Linked DNA regions of Homo sapiens: region 2 is linked to region 1. Evidence: read pairs that join two places in POLR2A ChIA-PET (ENCODE). Cell type or tissue: endothelial cell of umbilical vein. All regions are shown on one strand. Links, peaks and the distances in the headings refer to the core of each region. The heading gives the core; the rest is flanking DNA. Region 1 overlaps MCF2L2 (MCF.2 cell line derived transforming sequence-like 2). Region 2 overlaps KLHL24 (kelch like family member 24).

Region 1 (2,916 bases), core at 204-2,703:
GTGAAAACCCGTCTCTACTAAAAATACAAAAATTAGCCGGGCATAGTGGCGCATGTCTGTAGTCCCAGCTACTCAGGAGGCTGAGGCAGGAAAGTCACTTGAACCCGGAGGTGGAGGTTGAGTGAACCAAGATTGTGCCACTGCCCTCCAGCCTGGGCGACAGAGCAAGATTCCGTCTCCAAAAAAAAAAAAGGAGGGGGTGGCAATGAGACAGGGAACTGCTCTGGGTCCAACTCCCCTCACATAGCCCCAACCCCCATATCCACCCCACAAACCTCCACCTCCCCACTTCCAGCCTCTCCAGTTTCAAAGTGACGCTTACCAACACGCAGGCTCTCCAGGAGCACCTTGAAAGGTAACTTCTTACATCTTTCCAAAACACTTATAATCTAATTGTTCTTTCTCCCCTATATTTTGAAGAAATGCATGCTCTCAAAATTGAAAAAAACGCCTAGAGGAATTTTGTAAAAAAATTATATTTTTCCAGTTTCTCCAAAGGACATATAAACCCTTTTTAAACTTAGATTTTGAAAAGTCCCAATAGCTGATTTTCAATCGATTATTGAAATTGTTTTTTTTTTCTTCCCTAAAGGGGAGATACCAACCTTTGAACAAAATTAAATTAACTTTTCCCCAAAGTTAAATGATTTTACTTTGTGATTTTAGGAATGTGTAGAAAGTGATTTCAGTTCCAACTCTTTTAAAGCAAGGGTATCTGGGCCAGGCGTGGTGGCTCCCTCCTGTAATCCTAGCGCTTTGGGAGGCCAAGGTGGGGCAGATCACCTGTGGTCAGGAGTTCGAGATCAGCCTGGCCAACATAGAGAAACCCCATCTCTACTAAAAACACAAAATTAGCTGGGTATAGTGGTGCGCGCCTGTACTCCCAGCTACTCGGGAGGCTGAGGCAGGAGAATCGCTTGAACCCGGGAGACGGAGGTTGCAATGAGCTGAGATCACGCCACTGCACTCCAGCCTGGGCAACAGAGTGAGTCTCTGTCAAAAAAAAAAAAAAAAACAAACAAGCAAACAAACAAACAAAAACAAGGGTATCTGGTAATTTAAGGTGAAAGTATTATTCACTATTATAATCAATTTTCTTAAAAACAGGAGCTATTAGGCCCAATTCTGAGGAGAGAAAAAAAAGCAGATTTCAAGGGCCCGTGCCACCTTCTTTGTTTAAAGCATAGAGAATGATAATAAAATGTTAAAGGTTCAGCATTTTCTGGCATTGTAAATTTAATTAATTAATTATGTAAATTAATTATGGAAATGAGAAATAAAGTGAAAAGGTATGTCAAGTAAGAATCAATAATTATCAAAACGTTCTCTACCAAATGGGATGCAGGGGAGAAGGGTGAGAAGAAGGGAAGGAAATAAAGGCAAAGGCATTTGCCCACAGCCTCAGTCCAGGGTGTTCTACATGACGCAGCCCCAGAGTAAAAAATACTAGCCACAGGAATGAGTGGCTCTGTCTTCCTCTCCAGAACTGACGGGCAAAAGAGGGGGAACCTCACCTTTTTTTTTTTTTTTTTTTTGGAAACTCACTGGGTTTTGATATGGAGAACAGGAAGAGAATCTACCCTAGCAGCACATTCACAGATGGTTTGTCTGCCCTATTTGCTCCATCTCCCTGGCTCTTCCTAGCACTTCTTTTCCTACTTTCCATTTTCATTGGCCGCAAAAGCCACTTAAATATTCCTTTGGAAAACTGGGCAGTCTGTCCCCTTTTTAAAACCACAACTATTTCCAGGAGAGTTAAAGGGCTTTCGGACTGCCCATCATTCATGCATTGTGGTGAACTAGCTCAGACTGCCTCTACCTTTAGTCCAGATCAGCTGCCTTGGGAGGGCGATTCCTGGAGGAAAGGATGAGGAGAGGAAGGTTTTAGGACATCGTATGGACTGAAGCCCCGTTGGAGGGGAAGGGCAGGCTTGAGGAACAAGCCTCAGTGTTCCTGAGGCTTTGTGGAAATGAGAAATGAATAGAGAAAGATAAGAGACTGGATCCTAAATGCAATTTTGCCTATTTCAAAATTTTCACAGGGTCTTTTTTTTTTTTTTTTTTTGAGACAAGGTCTTGCTCTGTCACCCAGGCTGAAGGGCAGTGGTGTGATCATAGCTTCCTGAAGCTTGCAGCCTCGAACTCCTGAGCTCAAGCGATCATCCTGCTTCAGCCTCCCAAAGCGCTGGGATTACAGGCATGAGCCACCACCCCCAGCCTCAGGGTCTTTTTAATCCCTAAGATCTTAAATTTCCCAGCTACTATTGTTAGTAATGAGTTCAATTTACTTACTGGTTAAATTGGCTTTTATTATTATTATTATTTATTTTATTTTATTTTATTTTATTTGAGACAGAGTCTTGTGCTGTCGCCCAGGCTGTGGTACAGTGGTGCAATCTCAGCTCACTGCAAGCTCTGCCTCCCTGGTTCATGCCATTCTCCTGCCTCAGCCTCCCGAGTAGCTGGGACTACAGGCACCCGCCACCACGCCCAGCTAATTTTTTGTATTTTTAGTAGAGACGGGGTTTCACCATGTTAGCCAGGATGGTCTCGATCTCCTGACCTCATCGTCTGGACTAATACTCTAAACGCTATTGGCAATAGTTTGTTTACAGGAAAAACATCTTCTTATAAAGCTGACTGCAAATGTTTTAATAAATTTGCAAATATGTAATTCTGTTTAAAATATCAGGAAGTGAGAAACATGTTATGTGATAACTCTTTCCCATTCCCGAACCAAGAAAATGTAAAGGCAGTAAGTGTGCCAAGGACACTGAAAGGAAGCTGCCCGTACATCTTTGAATCTTCTCAGGCTGTTTGGTTTCATCTGATTTTAAGCTCCATGGATAAATTTCATTGTAACAATTTTTATGTCTGTAAATCTTAACCCATAAATAAAATCACAAATCAGAAAAG
Region 2 (2,916 bases), core at 201-2,700, 380 kb after region 1:
GTTTCAGGTAAATATAGAATTATTACAGTAGCTACTTTTAATTTGGACACAGCTTCATTATTTTAAACATCAACAGTGTCTTAAAATAGTGAAATGTGAATACTCCCACTTGAGGAAGATCAGTTTACAACAAATAAAACCAAGAATGACTTTTTGCTCTTAAAAACAGGTACAAGGCCAGGCGCGGTGGCTCACGCCTGTAATCCCAGCACTTTGGGAGGCCGAGGCAAGCAGATCACCGGGTCAGGAGATCGAGACCATCCTGGCCAACATGGTGAAACCCCATCTCTACTAAAAAATACAAAAATTAGCCAGGTGTGGTAGTGGGCAACTGTAGTCCCAGCTACTCAGGAGGCTGAGGCAGGAGAATCACTTGAACTCGGGAGGCGGAGATTGCAGTAAGCCGAGATCGCGCCACTGCACTCCAGCCTGGTGACAAAGCAAGACTCCGCCTCAAAAACAAAAAACAAACAAAAAGCAACAACAAAAAAAACACAGGTACAAGATGACATGGAATGATTTACAAAAGATCCACCAGAAGATACCTTTAATCATGTCATATTTTAAATGCTCTCAAATGCATGTAGAATATGCTGTAATTTTTTAAACTTTACCTCTTTGCAAGTCAGAAGTACTCATAGAATTAAGCATTTCTAATTCACCCATGTTTTCTGAAATTCTCCGCAAAGTTTATGAAATAAGATTTGCTTTAAAATTCTTAACTTGAACTTCTTTATGATTGTGATATGTTACCTTTAAAATTAGAAAATAAAATGACAGACTTGTACAAAGTATAACTATAGTATCTATGATGGGAAGTCTGTTAATTGGTAAAATAATTTCACCAGCTTTGCAGATTATTATATATATTATCCACACTGAGAAATATAACAATACATACTTTATTTTTTACAATAGTATGCTTTTTGAAAAATCGGTCAATTAAAAAAAAAACCTTTAGAATAATACCATTATTTGCGTGCTTCTGATGTCTTACTCTTAAATTAACAATCTTTTATGTTTGTAAAATTCACATCCTATATTTAATTATTTTGGATCTATAATTATCACTTATCAAGATAACAATTGGTAAAGTTTAAATTTTCTCTGTAGAACTATTTCCATTAAATTTCAAGAGGTCTTTATTTATTGAGCTGAATTCTCAAATTCTTGAATTAGATGAATGAATTCCATGTTTTCTTTACCTATGCCTTGGTGGCACAGATCTCTTGGTGACAGCTATATCATGATAAATTATCGTGTGTGCATTGTTTTGCATTTCAAGGTGGAAGAATCAACAGCCGTGATGTCTGGATTTATAACTCACAGTTAAATATTTGGATCAGAGTTGCCTCTCTCAATAAAGGCAGATGGCGTCACAAAATGGCTGTCCTCCTTGGTAAAGTAAGAGAAACCACTTTTTATTACTATTGCTGGTACCTTTCCAAAGTAAATACCACAGCTGAATCTTTCATTTTACTCACCCTCTGGGTATTTTGGATTCAAATTGTATTTCCTTCCATTTCTAACCTCAATAGATAAACCAAAGATATAAACAATATGACACTGTACTTTTGAATGGATATTTTGTTCTCCTAATTTGGAATTCATGGCAGTGTAGCACATTTCTCTTCTCATGCATCACTGAAGTCCAAATGCCTAAGAAGCATTGGAAAATAAAGGAGTTACATCAAATACAGACAGGCCAATGTCTAACCCACGCAGTTTGTTTTCTTTTTACTAACTTTGCAAGTCAGGCAGAGATATATTTGTCCAAAGTCATGTATTTTATCTTTTTTATTTTAAATAAATATTAAGATAAACTCACTAACAGGCCAGGCACGTTGGCTCACGCCTGTAATCCCAGCACTTTGGGAGGCTGAGGCGGGCAGATCATGAGGTCAGGAGATCGAGACCATCCTGGCCAATGTGGTGAAACCCCATCTCTACTAAAAATACAAAAAATAAGCTGGGGTTGGTGGCGGGTGCCTGTAGTCCCAGCCACTCAGGAGGGTGAGGCAGGAGAATCGCTTGAACCCGGGAGGCGGAGGTTGCAGTGAGCCAAGATCGCACCACTGCACTCCAGCCTGGCAACAGAGCGAGACTCCATCTCAAAAAAATAAAAATAAAAATAAAAAAACTCACATTTTTAAAGAAAACCTATTTTTGACTGCAGCTAATGATTATTATAAACAATACATTATTTGGGTTCTAAACCATCTACTGTCTGTAGGAACCTGAGAATCAAACTTTTTTTTTTTTTTGAGACAAGGTCTCTTACTCTATTGCCCAAGCTGGAGTACAGTGGCATTATCTAGCTCACTGCAACTTCTGCCTCCCCAGTGCAAGTGATTCTCCTGCCTCAGACACCTGAGTAGCTGGGATTACAGGTGTTCGCCACCACACCTGGCTAATTTTTATATTTTTAGTAGAGGCAGGGTTTCGCCATGTTGGCCAGGCTGGTCTCCAACTCCTGAGCTCGTGATCCTCCCACCTCGGCCTCCCAGAGGGCTGGGATTATAGTTATGAGCCACCGCACCTAGCCAGTTTCCAAACTTTTTAAAAGCAACTACAGGTGGAGTTTCCAAAATGCTTGGGACCAGAAGTGTTTCTGATTTTGGATATTTTTTTTTTCTTTTGTTTTTAGACAGGTTCTCACTCTGTTGCCCAGGCTGGAGTACAGTGGTGCCATCACTGCTCACTACAGCCTTGACCTCCTGGACCCAAACTATCCCTTCTACGTCAGCCTCCCAAGTAGCCAAGGCCACAGGTGTACACCACAATGCCTAGCTAATTTTGTATTTTTTGTAGAGATTGGGTTTCTCCACATTGCCCAGGCTGGTGTTGAACTCCTGGGCTCAAATGATCTGCCTGCCTCAGCCTCCCAAAGTGCTGGGATTACAGGCATGAGCCACT

The links. ChIA-PET counts read pairs that join two places held together with the same protein. Peaks named below come from ENCODE experiments on the same cell type or tissue, not always from the same donor. Only the 100,000 strongest peaks of a DNase experiment are listed, where the experiment ranks them.
Region 2: POLR2A ChIA-PET joins it to region 1 with 6 read pairs; 3 of 35 experiments call an interaction of 5 or more read pairs at or near these places.

Annotation. Positions count from the first base shown.
Region 1 is chr3:183,279,848-183,282,763 of GRCh38, forward strand. All of the region lies in intron 14 of MCF2L2 (MCF.2 cell line derived transforming sequence-like 2), which reads right to left. Among named protein-coding and RNA genes, the nearest start is that of B3GNT5, 28 kb to the left of the region's middle. In endothelial cell of umbilical vein, for the core only: no CTCF peak of the experiment used is centred there; no DNase peak of the experiment used is centred there.
Region 2 is chr3:183,663,636-183,666,551 of GRCh38, forward strand. KLHL24 (kelch like family member 24) reads left to right here. Exons shown (of 8, transcript NM_017644.3): 4 at 1-7; 5 at 1,286-1,404. Among named protein-coding and RNA genes, the nearest start is that of KLHL24, 29 kb to the left of the region's middle. In endothelial cell of umbilical vein, for the core only: no CTCF peak of the experiment used is centred there; a DNase peak (open chromatin) is centred at 1,476.